Regions from separate parts of the Homo sapiens genome. Here region 2 is linked to region 1. A link is a loop called in an ENCODE intact Hi-C map of the cell type or tissue named here. Cell type or tissue: PC-3. All regions are shown on one strand. Links, peaks and the distances in the headings refer to the core of each region. The heading gives the core; the rest is flanking DNA. Region 1 has its middle 120 kb from the start of LINC00299. Region 2 overlaps LOC105373411 (a long non-coding RNA gene).

Region 1 (7,555 bases), core at 2,370-6,369:
GTTTCACTGGCGGTTCAGGTGGACAGGCTTGGAGCAGTCCCTCATATCACAGGTTCTTCCTTGTGCCTTCTCTCACCCACCTGCAGACAAGCACAGGGCAGAGTAGTGACTTGTCCCCAGGGAGGCCTGGGGGCTGCGACACCTGAAGGGGGCCATAACTGGGACAGGAGCACGTAGCAGTTAATGGCATGAGCTGGACCCCTGAGACCTGATGGAAGGAGAACATTTTTGTGGATAACAAAAATATATCCACTGATAGATGATAGTGACCAAGGGCCAGGACCACAGATGCTCCCTCCATGCCTTCCCACTGCGGCACCCCCTTGTCTTGGCACCAGGTGCTCTGGGAGCTTAACGAGACTCTGAGATGAAATTTGTCATCGTGAAAATAGAGAAACCATGTTTCTTCTACAAATCTGGAGGCCAAGATTTGCAGCTGATGTCTGAGTTAACCACCAATGGGTTTGCTGTCATTGTGGCACTGGGAAGTAGAGGTCTTGGTCACGGGAGGGGTTTTAGGTCGACCTTTTGTGATGATGGTGCCAGGTCTGGGCTGGCAATGAAGCATCTGAGTGTTTCAGTTCCTGTCTCTGACCTTTGCTCCAAGCACAGCCTCAGCCATGGATCTGCCTCTCCGGGCCTCAGTTTCCCCATTTATAAGTTAATATTGGGTCAATTATCTCTAATATCCCTTACAGTTCCAACTTTGTGAGATCATAACATTAAAATCAGACCCCAAATTCCTTTGAAATAGAGAAAGGCAAACATGCCGTGAGCCCCGGGCCCCTTGTTGATGTGACTGACCCTCCCATGATCCTTTCATTTAATTTATATCCCATTTTGTGTTGACTTTTTATTCAGCTCCTTCAAGTATGTGGACATGGTGACTTTGTCCTATGCTGTCCCGAGTCTCCATGGTGGCATTTCTCCTAGGTGACTGTCTAGGAGCTCTTGATATTCGTGTTTATCTTCTGTTCTCCAGTGTCCTGCATTTGGTCTTAAAATAGGCACATGCTTTATCATGTGCTGACCTTCTGATGTGAAGAAATCCCCAGTGTCAATGATGTTTATAAAGGAAGCCCCAGGAAGATCACAGCATTCTTGACCCTGATGACAGCCAGTAAGCACGCGGCCTTCCTGGTGTGGCCATGTGTGCCTGGGTATAAGCTTTGTACTTTCAAAAGAACCATGGAACCAGCCAGACCAAAACGAAGAGTCTTTGGTACATACGTCACCCCCAAACAAAGAAACATGTTTAAATCAGAAGGTGCACAAATCCTGATATTCCCTATTTTCACTAATGTCCTAATTTAGGGGTCCCCAACCTCGGGCCAGTGACTGGTATGAGTCTGTGGGCTGTTAGGAACTGGGCCATACAGCAGAAGTGAGTGGTGGATGAGTGAGCATTCCCTGAGCTCCACCTCCCGTCACATCAGCATGGCATTAGATTCTCATAGGAGCACGGACCCTATTGTGAACTGCACCTGTGAGGGATCTAGGTTGCCTGCTCCTTATGAGAATCTAATGCCTGATGATCTGTCACTGCCTCCCGTCACCCCCATATGGGACTGTCTAGTTGCAGGAAAACAAGCTCAGGGCTCCCACTGATTCTACATTATAATAGGTATGTAATAATAGTAGAAATAAAGTGTACAATAAATGTAATGTGCTTGAATCATGCCAAAACCATCCCCCTCACCTTGGTCTGTGAAATATTGTCTTCCACAAAACTGGTCTCTAGTGCCAAAGAAGACGGGGACCATTAACCTAATTGTTGAATGCATATACTTATTTAGTTCCAAGGAAAGACTGAATAAAGATGCAAAGAGAATCAGGTAATACATACCTATTGTGGGCATCTCTCTATCCCTGTGTTATACACTGACAATCAATAAATAATTTAAGAGTTCAGTGACACAAAAAGTGACACTGTGCAAATGGCAGTACTTCTTGTGATGGGGACGGCCGTCTTCCCTGCCCCCTGCAGCATGAGAGGCCCCTCTTGGTGCTCCCTGCGACCCTCAGCTCACTTCTTGCATGGCATAGGCGTGCTTTCCTATGGTTTCTGTTGACTTGTCTGCTTTCCGCACCAGATTGTGAGCTCCTTTGAGGCAGGGACTGTCTCATTCGTCATTGTAATACCAGTGCCAAACAAAGGGCGGAGTGGAGGAAGGTTAGATGGATGGGTGGGTGGGCGATGAGTGAGGAGCAGAGAATATGGGTAGAGGTGCGGGCACAAAAGAGTGACCATTATTGGGCACAATGAATTAATATCCAATAGTAATGCATGAGATTGAAGTCATGCAAGGAAGTTGTTTGATGGGTTGGAAATAATCCATAGAGCAAAAGTACCGCTGTTAGCAAGAATTGTTGACTTGCACACAAGCTCAAGGACAGTAAAGACAATTCATTATGGAAACTGTACATTTGTTCATGATGATGTAAGACATATTTCTCCAGTTACCAACTAGATCAATGAAATAGTGTAGGAAGTCATGCTTGGTTCATTTAAAATTGATGACCATTTGCAGGAAGGATGTTTAATTTGAAACTGCTATGCTCGTTTCAAAAATACCAAACTTATTATCTTAGAGCAGTGGTTCTCAAACTCGATAATACATTAGAATCACCTGGGAAGCTTAAACAAAATTCCTGATGCTGAGACTGTACCTAGACATTGTCTTAAACCCTTTTGGAGTTGGATCCAGGCATCAATAGCTTGTCAAGCTCCCCAGGTGATTCCAGTGTGCTCCCTGTGGCGTCTTACCTGGGCTATAACACATGGAAGGAAACTGGACACTATAAATTGCAAGAAGGAATTGGCCCCAATAGATCAATAATTTGGCTTGGTGCTTTAAAAATTTTTAAAAATGGATATTTTGAAAAAGTATCTTCAATAAATAATAGTTTAAAAACTCATACACTCTAAAAATAGAGTAAAAATGCTGTGCAAGTCAATTCTATTGCTTTGAATTCATTATTAAGTACAACCATTGTTTCACACCCAACTGAATTGAATTTCATGCCCTCATCAAGGTTCCTCCATTAGGAAGGTGAAGGCTTTCATAGCACAGGACAGGGGTGAACGTGCCACTCATATTGGAAGCCACCTTCTCAGATGCCACAGGTGCAGCAGGCTGAATCTTTTAATACCACTTCCACCCCTGGGAATTAAATTCATTCTCAGTAAAAAAGGATTCATAAATCCTGGTCCTGCCTTCCAAACAGTAGCATGATTTCGCCAGGGTGATAAATTGCTCCTATCAAAGCAGACATCGAGTCTCCCAGGGAAATAATGGGTTCCAGCAGAACAAAGTGTAACGTCTTAAGCGCTTACGAACGGGGACTAGAGGTGAAAAATCAAGTCTTGGGAAATCAGTGGCTGTATTTTTTTTTAAATCTCTTTCAACCTCTCTTTAATTGTAAGAGGTACAGAAGAGCAGATGAAATGGATAATGTGATTAGCTTTAAATGAAAAAAATCCATCATAAAATTGTCCCCCGGAGCATGTTTGTTGGAGAGGGTGGGACTGGGCTGGGTTGGGTGCTTGCTGGCAGGGCGTGTGTGGGGTTATCTTTTATGGTCTCCCTGGTGGGCTGTTGGCAGGTGGGGAAGTCAGCTGTCAGGGGAGGTGATTTGATCCCACCCTGAGATCCCTCCCGCTGACAGCCCTAATTACCTGCAATTCTCTCCTGAGGAGGGGTGAAGTCAGAGAGGCCCTGGGGGTGAAAATGAAAATGTTACCTGCACAGAAAAAAAACAAAAACATTAAACCATTTTCAGCTATTAGCAATGTATTTTATGTCATTCTCACAAATAACCAGCTGGCCTGGAAGGTGGCCTAGAAATAAATGAAAGAATGGAAGTCCATTCTGGCCACTTCTCCTTTCCTGCTTCTTTGCATGCACCTTTTCCTGCACAGACCTTAGGTTTTGCCAGATGAGGATGGTAGCCTCTTCCCCAAACTCCAAGTGTGTTTTCATTCCATGGCTGTTTGCTTGGTCTGGAACTGTTACCGGAAAGGGGTCCTGATCTAGACCCCAAGAGAGGGTTCTTGGATCCTATGCAAGAAATAATTTGGGGCAAGTCCACAGAGTAAAGTGAAAGCAGTTTATCAGAGAAGCAAAGAAATAAAAGAATGGAGTACCCTAGACAGAGTAGCCCTGAGGGCTGCTGGTTGGCGATTTTAATAGTTATTTCTTGATCATATGGGAAACAATGGATTGTTGGTGAGTTTTCCTGGAAAGTGGTGGGGATTTCCTGAAACTGAGGGTTCCTCTTCCCTTTGGACCATGTAGGGTAACTTCCAGACATTGCCATGGCATTTGTAAATGGTCATGGCACTGGTGGGAGTGTCTTTTAGCATGCGATGCTTTATAATGGCATATAATGAGCATTGAGGATGACTGTCTTGGTTTTGGTGGGTTTCGGCCAGCTTCTTTACCACATCCTGTTTTATCAGTGGGGTCTTTGTGACTTGTGTCTTGTGCCACCCTTCTGTCTCATCCTGTGACTTAGAATGCCTAACCTTCTGGGAATGCAGCCCAGCAGGTCTCAGCCTCACTTTACCCAGCCTGTATTCAAGATGGAGTCACTCTGGTTCAGACGCTTCTGACAGAACTCACTTGAACTCACCTTCTGGGACCTGATTTTGCTATTTCCTTCCTAGGAAGCTTTCTCAGATACCCCCAGGAGACTAACTGCTGCTTTCAGAGCTGTTTGCTTGTCTTCTAACGCTTATGGGAGCACAAGTGACTCATATTCATATGTGTATTCATTCAACAAATATTTACTGCCATCCTACCATGTGCCAGGCACTATGACACATATCTGGGATAAAAGGAGAGAACCAAGATCTAGTCCTTGGAGATGCCCAGATGACTGTGCCTTGAGTCTAATTCCAATTACATTGTGAGGCTGTGGGGACCCCTGGGCTCTGGGGGTCCTTCCCTGCAGGATCCAGTGGGGACAGCACTCCATTCTGGATGCTCTGGTTCTTCATCAGTAGAGTGATGAGGTTGGAGTAGATGGTACTTAAAGTGTCTTCCGGTTCTGAAATTCTGTGAACTGCGGTCACCTAAGGGAGGAATTAAAAAAAAAAATTATCTCTTAATTAGTAAAGTAAAATACTTTCTTTGTAGAAAGTTTTACATACAGAGAATCCAAAAGAAAAGAAAATCAGCATAATTCTACCACTCAGGAATAATCCCCATTAACCTTTTACTTTGATAATTTGTCTTTTATTTTGCATGTATTACTTGAACGAGCTCAAGAACAGCTACTTTTTTGTTTCCTGACTTGAATTCCCACAGGGATATTTCTTTCCCTCAGTCCATCTTCCCCTTCAACATGATTGTTATGGTTTAATATTACTGCTAGCCTTATTATAATCACTATTATCATTAAGTGGCATTTATCAAATATTGACAACAGACCAGGCACTATGTGGAGTGTTTTGTGTTCCTGAGACCTTTTAATTCCCCAGTGATCAGGTGAGCTAGGTGCTGTTGTTCCCATTTGACAGAGGAGGAATTTGAGCCTGACAGTGCTTAAGCAATTGGCTAAAGGTCATACCTTTGTAAGTGTCAGAGGTGTTTGAACCAGAGCAACTCCATCTTGAATAGGAGCTGGGTAAAATGTGGCTGAGACATACTGGGCTGCATTCCCAGAAGGTTAAGGCATTCTAAGTCACAGGATGAGATAGGAATTTGGCACAAGATACAGGTCACAAAGACCTTGCTGATAAAACAAGTTGCAGTAAAGAAGCTGGCCAAAACGCACCAAAACCAAGATGGTGATGAGAGTGATCTCTGGTCGTCCTCACTGCTACACTCCCACCAGCGCCATGACAGTTTACAAATGCCGTGGCAATGTCAGGAAGTTACCCTATCTGGTCCAAAAAGGGGAGGCATGAATAATCCACCCCTTGTTTAGCATATCATCAAGAAATAACCATAAAAATGGGCAACCAGCAGCCCTCGGGCTGCTCTGCCTATGGAGTTCCCTTACATATCCCACCCTTCTTTTATTCCTTTACTTTTTAAATAAACTTGCGTTTGCTTTACTTTATGGACTCGCCTCAAATTTTTTCTTACACGAGATCCCCCTCTCTTGGGGTCTGGATTGGGACCCCTTTCTGGCAACAGTTTTCCAGGCCATGGAGCCCAGATATCCTGAGTGGATGCACATCCTTCCCGTGTCTGAGCTCTCAGGCATCAGACCAGCCCCCTATGGCTGACCCTTTAGATTGTTCCCAGTGTCCCAGCATTATAAAAAATACTCTAATTGAAATCATTGCAGCTAGAAATTTGCACATGATCCATTCTTATTTTCTTTTTCTTTTTTTTTTTGAGACAGAGTTTTGCTCTTGTTGTCCAGGCTGGAGTGCAATGGCACGATCTCAGCTCACTGCAACTTCCACCTCCCGGTTTCAAGCAATTCTCCTGCCTCAGCCTCCTGAATAGCTGGGATTACAGGCATGTACCACCATGCCTGGCTAATTTTGTATTTTTAGTAGAGACAGGGTTTCTCCTTGTTGGTCAGGCTGGTCTCGAACTCCCGACCTCAGGTGATCAGCCCACCTCGGCCTCCCAAAGTGCTGGGATTACAGTAGTGAGCCACCGAGCCAGGCCGATCCATTATTTTCTTTAGATAAATCCTTAGTGGTAGAATTGCAAAGAGAAAGGTTGTGTTAACTTTTGAATATATGCTGCCAAACTCCTCCTTACCCAACAAGCAGAGGTTGTAACAATTTAGTGCCTCCAAAACCAGCAATGAGCAGCCAAGGGGAACTGATACAATGCTGAGGAAGAGAAGAAAAGATCAGATGCAGTGAAAGGAGACAGGGAGGCGGGGCGAGGAGGAGCCATCCCCAGTAGCAGCCCCCTGGCTGTTGTTCAGCACCAGGGATCCTTGATTTGCAGCAGGCTAAAGGGACATTACAGGTCATGGCTTTTACCCAGCTCTGTCATCTAAAGTTATTGACATTAAATAAATGCTCACTTTTCATTTGCTTCAAATTAAAAAAAAAATACATGCCTTTATTGTCTTTCTCTGCTAAGCCAAACCTGAGGCTTGTGCCAGCTCTTTCCATGTGGAAATGTTAGATGAAATTCCAGTGCCATCAAATGAGACCTTTATTCCTCCACCTGCACATTAGGACTCGAATAAACACGTTATCAGCTCGTGAAAATGATGGCAAACAGGTGACTGAAGGATTTGATAAGTCAGCAGCAAAGATTAACAGTTCTTTTCAGAGAAAGCTGTGAGAGGTTCCCCTATTTAAAACAATTGTGGCATGTGAATTTGCAGCACTTAAATCATTATCGGCAATTAGTCCTTGTCAAAAAGGTTGCAGCTGGCTTCAATTACAGGTAAGAATTTTATAATTTAAACTTAGTAGTATGTCTGATAAGTAGGACTTGGAGGAACACCCTCAGGGAGATTTGCAATTTGAGAAAAACTTAAAGACATTTCATAATTCAAAAATTCATTATTTTCAGCAATGCTTTGTTATTGACATCTATTAAGCTTCTAGAAAAAATTTCCATAAACT
Region 2 (7,555 bases), core at 1,389-5,388, 160 kb before region 1:
CGATCCTGAAATGTTGGCACTGCCCAAAGAGCTGGTGATACTCAGCACAAGGCTGGGGGCCAAGAATGTCCCCCCAAATCATTCTCAAGGGGTCTATAACCTGCAAGTGGTAAGCGTGGAGAAGGCAGCGAGTAGAGTAGAGTACAGTAGAGTAGAGTAGAGTAGAGTAGGGTAGTAGAGTAGAGCGGACACCAGCTTTGGAAGCAGATGCATCCAGTTTTAAATCTTGTTCTGAGACTGACTGACTGACTGTTAGGGATTGAATTGTGCCCCCGCCCTCAGCTTTCTATGTTGACATCCTAACTCCAAATGTGGTGATATTTGGAGACGGGTTTCTGGGAGGTAATTGGAGTCAAATGAAATCATAGGGGAGAGGTCCTAATCCAGTGGGATTGGTGGCCTTATAAAAAGAGGGAGAGAGGGATTTGGCTGTTTCTCTCTGCCACGTGAGGACACAGTAAGAAAGTGGCATCTGTGAGTAAGGAAGAGAGCCCTCACCAGACACTGAATTTGCTGGCACTGGAACTGAGAGGAAATGAAGTTGTGATGTTCAAGGCATCCAGGCTGTGATATTTCGTGATGGCAGCCCAGGTTGACTAAGACAGTGACTTAAATTATTCAACCTCAAATGCTTCTCAACAACCTCATGATGTAAAATGAAGATTATAACACGGACCTCAAAGTGATGATAAAATTCAGTGAAACAATATCTGTAAGAGGATCGGCTCCTTGTAGACACACCAGCATTCTGTTTTCATCTGTGAGCTTCAACCACCAAAGCCACATTGTATTCATTGTAGTTCCCCAGGGCCTCACACAGACGAAGTTCTCAGTGAGTGGTGGTTGGATGAAGAAATAATAAATGATGGATGGGTAAGTGTGCACAGCCTCTGCTCTGAGTGCCACTCTCATTTGACCCACCGCCCTGGCCATACTGCTCACTCAGGGGGTTTTTCCTGCAACTTCCAACCTGAGTCATTTGATCACTCCACCGCTATCCACTCTCAGACCAGGACAGAGGGCCAGTGTTGGTGGAAGATGCCTTTGGAGTGATGTGATTAATTTCAGTCAATCATGATACTGGCTTTGGGGTTTTTTTTTTTTAAAATTACTTTTGAAATAGGGCCCTAGGATGGAAGAGCTTCCATCCTGGCAGCCCTGGAGCTCCTGGCAGCAATTCCCGCTCATGTGCCCTGAGTACTCAGGGCCCCACCGCTAGCCATCAAAGAATCGAGATGAAGGCTGGGTCCTTCTGGCTTTAATATCTGGGTGTTTCCCCCACATTGAGCTGTCGCCCCTCCCCCCCCCATATCTCTCTGCTACAACTCTCAGTTCAATCCTGAGGCCGCAAGCCCCTAGACCCTCAGCCACGAGGTATCATCATCTGCCTGCTGTTTGCGAACTCCTCAACCAGGACTTAGAAGTGCTGAATACTTTAAATGGTAAATCATCTTGATTGCTATAAAAAATGGGTTTGGCCAAGATGTGGGGCCTTCTCTGTAGCCAGCTGTGTCCTCAGTTTCCCTCCAGAATTACACGACGTCATAGTTTCAACAAGCATTTCACAGTGGAATGAGTGGTTTGTGGCCGGCAGAGTCAGAGGAGTTGAATTTATGATGGCATTTTTTTTTCTTTACAGGAAATAAAGGAAAAGAATGTCTTGCTAAATCAACAAAGCTGCTGTATCATTGTTCATTTGGCCAGGCAATTCCTCATGGGACCAGTAATAAGCTTCAGCTCGGCCAAACCCATTTTTGATAGCAATCAAGATGATTTACCATTTAAAGTATTCAGCACTTCTAAGACCTGGTTGAGGAGTTCACGAACAGCAGGCAGAGCTGGGCAGAAGAGATCAAGACAGACGGGACCTCAGCGATCATGGGTTCCAGCCTTTTCCTTTCACAGGTGAGGACACTGAGGATGCCTGGGAGAAGGAACTTGCTGGAGGTCCCTGCGAGGGTGTCTGAGGTGAGGCTCATCCCCGTGCTCTGTTCATCATTGCCGCCCGAGTCCCTTCTCAAAGCCCTTTGCGGGTGATTCCTATGCAAGGTGCAATTGCCGGTGGGGCTTGAGCAGGTCCTTCCTTGGGAAACACGAGGAAGGGCTAAACAGGGAGAGAGAGGATCCCACGCTTGGCATCTGCAAGGTGGGAGGAGAAACGTGGAGAAAGCAATTGCCATGTGCCTTTGTCGCCGTGAGGCTCAAAAACCTGGACTCACCCGGCTAGGAATTTCTCTCTTAAAATAAAATGGATTTGCTTTGTGCTTTACGGGGATTCCCTTAAAGCGTTTCTCATCTTAATCCTGGGGAGGAAGTGGTACTCAGTATTTTGTTTGTGGGCAACAGAGAATTTAACTTTCTGGGCCTAAGTGACAGACTCAGAGACGAAGATGAAGGTTGGAATTTGGTGTCTTTTAATCTCTACCCCCTGGTTTCATCTGTTCTCAGTGTCCCTGAAGCAATGGCCTAGACAGGGTTGATGTATTCATGAATCTGAGGGACTTTCACGTGAACTTGAGGCAGGCTTGGTCTGCATGCTGCTTTGTAGCATAAAGCTTGGACCTGTGTGCAAAGTGACAGTGCAACGAGTTTCAGCCCATCCCAAGAGAGAACACAGGCCTTTAGAGCTGCCTGTGGGGCGCTGACTGGTGTCATGCCCGGGTGGTCCAAGGTCTGCAGGACCCTCTACCAAGGGCACTTCTTGGACAGGGCTCCTGACTGTCTCTCCCACCTCTGATCTTCCCCCTGTCATCTTGGTGTTAAGATGACTGGAGCAAGGGCTTCGCTCCTGGGACTCATTCTGGGTTAAACTGAAGGGAGAGTGAGTTAGAACCCAGCGCCTTAGGGAGAAGCAGATGTCGTCTACCTGCACAGACTCTGTTTCCCCTCATCTGAAGAAGCCTCAGTCCTCCACATGTTATCACCTTCTCTAGGGCCCAGGCCCAGTGGAAGCTTTTACGGGGAGGTTTCAGAGCACAGTTTCAACCAAGAGCAAACATGTAGTAGCTTCAGGGTTTCAGAAAGCTGATTTTCTGCCCACAGCACAGTTTCGGGCCTCCTGAGAATGCTTTTCTTGGACACAGTGATCTTTGGTACAAAGAAGGGCAGAGAGGAAATGGCGTGTGGATGAAGAACTGTGCCTGTTTTAGTGACTGGCGGGACATATAGGCGACTGTAGCTGCCACACTTTGTGCCTATGAATTACTCAAGCCGGGACTTTAGGTTTATGATAAATAATAATAATAATTCAGGTTTGACCGTTCCTATTTGGGTGTAAATAGAAATCTCTGATTAGGTAGTAGAGTATTTGAACCTATAGTTTGATTTGAATTCTTCAAGCAATGTGATTTTTCTCCCTAAATCAACACACTATCTGAAATCCCCCTATGAACATTGCCTTTTGTTATGAAATGCAAGGAGAAAGCACTCAGCTTGTTCTCTAAGTTCATCTTAATGTTTTTCTTGTGACTGTCTGTAGGAAATTCAAAAGTTCTAGGAGATAGAGTCCCTGTAAATCACTGTTTGGGTTTAAAATGACCTGTAAATAATGACTCATCACAATGTACTCGTAAGTATAGTTAGCATCACTTAACGACGGGGATCCGTTCTCAGAAATGCATCATTAGGTGATGCCATGGTGAGGCCGTCCCAGAGCAGTCACACACACCTTTGGCAGAGCCCGCTACACACCTGGGCTATGTGGTGTAGCCTATTGCTCCTTGTCTTCAAACCCGAACAGCATGTCACTTTGCTGAATACTTTAGGCAATTGTCACACAATGGTATGAATAAGTGTTTATATAAATATAGAAAAGGTCCAGTAAGAATATGGCATAAAAGATGAAAACCTAGTACACCCATCTAGGATGCTTACCGTGAATGGAGCTTGCAGGACTGGAAGTTGCTTTGGGTGAGTGAGTGAGTGAGTGGTGAGTGAGTGTGAAGGCTTAGATATTAGTGTACATTCCTGTAGACTTTGTAAACACTGTACACTTCAGCTATGTTAAATTTATAAAAAAAAATTTCTTGCTTCAATAATAAATTAACCTTAGCTTATTGTAACATTTTTACTTAATAAACTTTCTATTTTTTCAACTTTTTGACTTTTTTGTAATAACAGCTTAAAACACAGACACAATGTACAGCTCTACAAAAATATTTTATATCCTTATTCTATACGTTTTTTTTCTATTTAAAAATTTTTAAAAATTTGACTTTTTTGTTAAAAGCTAAAACACACACACATTATCCTAGGCCCACCCAGGGTCAGGATCATTAATATCACTGTCTTGCATCTCCACATCTTGTCCCACTGGAAGGTCTTCAGGGGCAGAAACACACATGGAGCTGTCATCTGGTATGATAGCAATGCCTTCCTCTGAAATATCTCCTGATGGACCTGCCTGGGGCTGTTTTATAGTTAACTTTTGCTTTTTAATAAGTAGAAGGAGGCAGGGTGCGGTGGCTCAGGCCTGTAATCCCAGCACTTTGGGAGGCCGAGGCGGGTGGATCACCTGAGGTCAGGAGTTTGAGACCAACTTGGCCAACCTGGTGAAACCCTTTCTCTAGTAAAAACACAAAAATTAGCTGGGCGTGGTGGCGGGTGCCTAAAATCCCAGCTGCTTGGGAGGCTGAGGCAGGAGAATCGCTTGAACCTGGGAGGCAGAGGTTGCAGGGAGCCGAGATTGCACCACTGCCCTCCAGTCTGGGTGACAGAGCGAGGCTCCGTCTCAAAAAAAAAAAAAAAAAGGTGGAAGCAGTATACTCTAAAATAACGATAAAACATATAGTAAGTACATAAATTAGTACAACATACTATATTATGATAATAGTCATTTATTATCATTATCAAGTATTATGTACTATTCACAATTCTATGTGCTAGATTTTTATACAACTGGTAGCGCAGTAGGTTTGTTTACATTAAACACGTGAGTAATGTGTTGGGTTAATGCCATGATGACAGCTATAGCATCACCACCAGGAGACAGGAACTTTTCAGCTTCATTATAATCTCATTGGATGGCCATGGTACATGTGGTCTGACATTGACTGAAGTACTGTTATGTGGTGCATTATTGTATATATTTGCCATAATTTAAAAATTGAGATATGATTCATATGTCATAAAATTCACCTCTTTAAAAAGTACAGCCCAGTGGTTTTTAGTATATTCACAAAGGTGTGCAGTCATCAGCACTATCTAATTCAAGGACATTTTTGCTGCCTCAAAAAGAAACCCGGAAACCCATTAGCATTCACTTCCCATTCCCTCTTCCCCCAGCCTCTGGCAACCACTGATCATCTACTTTCTGTCTTTACGGATTTGCCGTATTTCCTACAAATGAAAGAGTATAATGCACACCTTTAGTGTCTGGCTTCTTGCACTGAGCATAATGTTTCCATGATTTGTTTATGTTGTAGCATGCGTTAATTATTCTTTCTTTTTATTGGCAAATAATATTCCATGGTATAGATATGGATATATCATGTTTTATTTATTAACTCATCAGTTAGTGGACTTTTGGGTTGCTTCTCTTTTTTATTTTTATTAATTTTTAGACAGAGTCTCACTCTGGTCCCCAGGCTGGAGTGCATGGGCGCCATCTTGGCTCACTGCAACCTCTGCCTCCCAGGTTCAAGCGATTCTCCTGCCTCAGCCTCCCAAGCATCTTGGATTACAGGTGCCCACCACCAAGCCCGGCTAATTTTTGTGTTTTTAGTAGAGGTGGGGGGGTTCATCATGTTGGCCGGGCTGGTCTCAAACTCCTGACCTCAGGTGATCCACCACCTTGGCCTTCCAAAATGCTAGGATTACAGGCGTGAGCCACCACGCCCAGCCCTCCTTCCCTTTTTGACTGTTATAAATCATGCTGTCATAAACATTCTTGTACCAAATTTTGGGAGGACATATGTTTTCTTTTTTCTTTCTTTTTTTTTTTTAGTACAAACAATCCCACAGCATTTATTGCCATCTTGTAATAACATAAGGGTAATCAAAACAATATGAATAAATGTTCATATTGGACATCTAAAAACAAACTGTATCCTTCTCAACAATTTCTCACTTCATTGATCATTTCTAGTTGGAGACACTTTGCAGCAGAGGAATATTATCTCCTTTTAGCATGAGCCGACCCAGTTGTTTTCTTGACTTTGTTTTAGAATGAATCTCTTCGCATAATCTAATACAAGGTTCATATACTCATCAAAACCAATGATACAGCCTTCTATCCTCATATTCACTTGCTCATAGAGCTACACTTGAATCCGTGATCTATTTTGTAAGTATCTGAAGATGAGGTTGATGGGCTGCACCATAACCCTTTGCACTTTCTGGCCCTGGCCATGGTACACCATGGTGGAATTTCACAAGAGGAGGACATATGTTTTCAGTTCTCTTGGGTACATACCTAGCAGTGGAATTGCTGAGTCAAATGGTAACATTATGTTTAACTTTTTGAGGAACTGCTAAACTGGTTTGGTAAGTGGCTGCATCATTTTCCGTTCTCACTAGAAATGCAGGAGGGATCTAGTTTCTCCACATCTTCCTTAACTAAACTTGTCAGACAATTACAAGATAGACCATATCTTTCTTTCTTTAAGTGGTCCTAACGGGTGTGAAGGGGTATCTCCTTGTGGTTTTTGCTTTATATTCCTTTAATAACTAATGACGGTGGGCATTTATTCATGCACTTGTTGACTGTTTGTACAGCTTTGGAACCATGTCTATTCAAATCCTTTGCCCATTTTTGAATTGGATTTGTTGTCTTTTTATTGTTGAATTTTAAGAGTTCTTTATAGATTTGGGATATTAGGCCCTTATCAGAAATATGATTTGAAAAAATTTTCTTCCATGTCTTTTCTCTTTCCAGTTTATCTAATATTTTTTCTTTAGTTGTCACATGTCTGTTGTTTCCTAATCCAAGGTTATAAAGATTTACAACTATGTTTTCTTTCAAAAATTTTATAGTTTTAGCTCTTAACCCTTGGATATTTTTATTCTTAAATTATCAGGCTCAGCTCTGGAACACTTTTTCCATTTTGAATTAACATTTATTATATATAAAAGAAAAATATTAAGGAATTAAAATTAAAAATATATACCTTTTAAAAAACAGAAACTAATCTTTAAAATCGATTTTGTAATTTACTTCATTTAATATATCAGAAACATTTTCTGATGTCATTATTCTCCTACAACATAAGTTTGATTGGTAGCACAATATTCCATTGTTTGGGTATCTATTATTTTTTAAATCCCTTATTATTGGACATTTATGCTATTCCCATTTAGAAAATAGTAGCAGTACAGCAATGAGTGCATGATAATTTTCTCAGAATAAATTGTCAAAAATGTTTTTAAAGGAATAAACCCCATTTCCAGCATCCTAGTAAAGCATGTGTACAAGGGTTCCCTGAGAATTTTCTGGAATAAAGTGAAGGACAGTTAGATACAAAGGTAAATAAATGACTTTCATTTTGGGGGAGTGCCTTCTTGACCTTGTCCAATATTCAGATATTTTCTGTAAGTTATTTTCTTTGTTACTATACTT

Evidence for each region. A loop is a pair of places that touch in the nucleus more often than their neighbours do. Peaks named below come from ENCODE experiments on the same cell type or tissue, not always from the same donor. Only the 100,000 strongest peaks of a DNase experiment are listed, where the experiment ranks them.
Region 2: it touches region 1 in a loop (2.4-fold over the local background); 1 of 110 quality-filtered maps calls a loop at or near these places.

What each region holds. Positions count from the first base shown.
Region 1 is chr2:8,445,046-8,452,600 of GRCh38, reverse strand. No RefSeq gene overlaps it. Among named protein-coding and RNA genes, the nearest start is that of LINC00299, 120 kb to the right of the region's middle. RefSeq lists an enhancer at 4,302-5,501. In PC-3, for the core only: no CTCF peak of the experiment used is centred there; DNase peaks (open chromatin) are centred at 4,760 and 5,670; H3K27ac peaks cover 2,222 bases.
Region 2 is chr2:8,601,886-8,609,440 of GRCh38, reverse strand. It overlaps LOC105373411 (a long non-coding RNA gene), which reads left to right. Exons shown (of 3, transcript XR_001739274.1): 2 at 1,640-1,968. It also overlaps the pseudogene SNRPEP5. Among named protein-coding and RNA genes, the nearest start is that of LINC01814, 22 kb to the right of the region's middle. In PC-3, for the core only: no CTCF peak of the experiment used is centred there; DNase peaks (open chromatin) are centred at 1,640, 3,660 and 4,970; H3K27ac peaks cover 1,940 bases.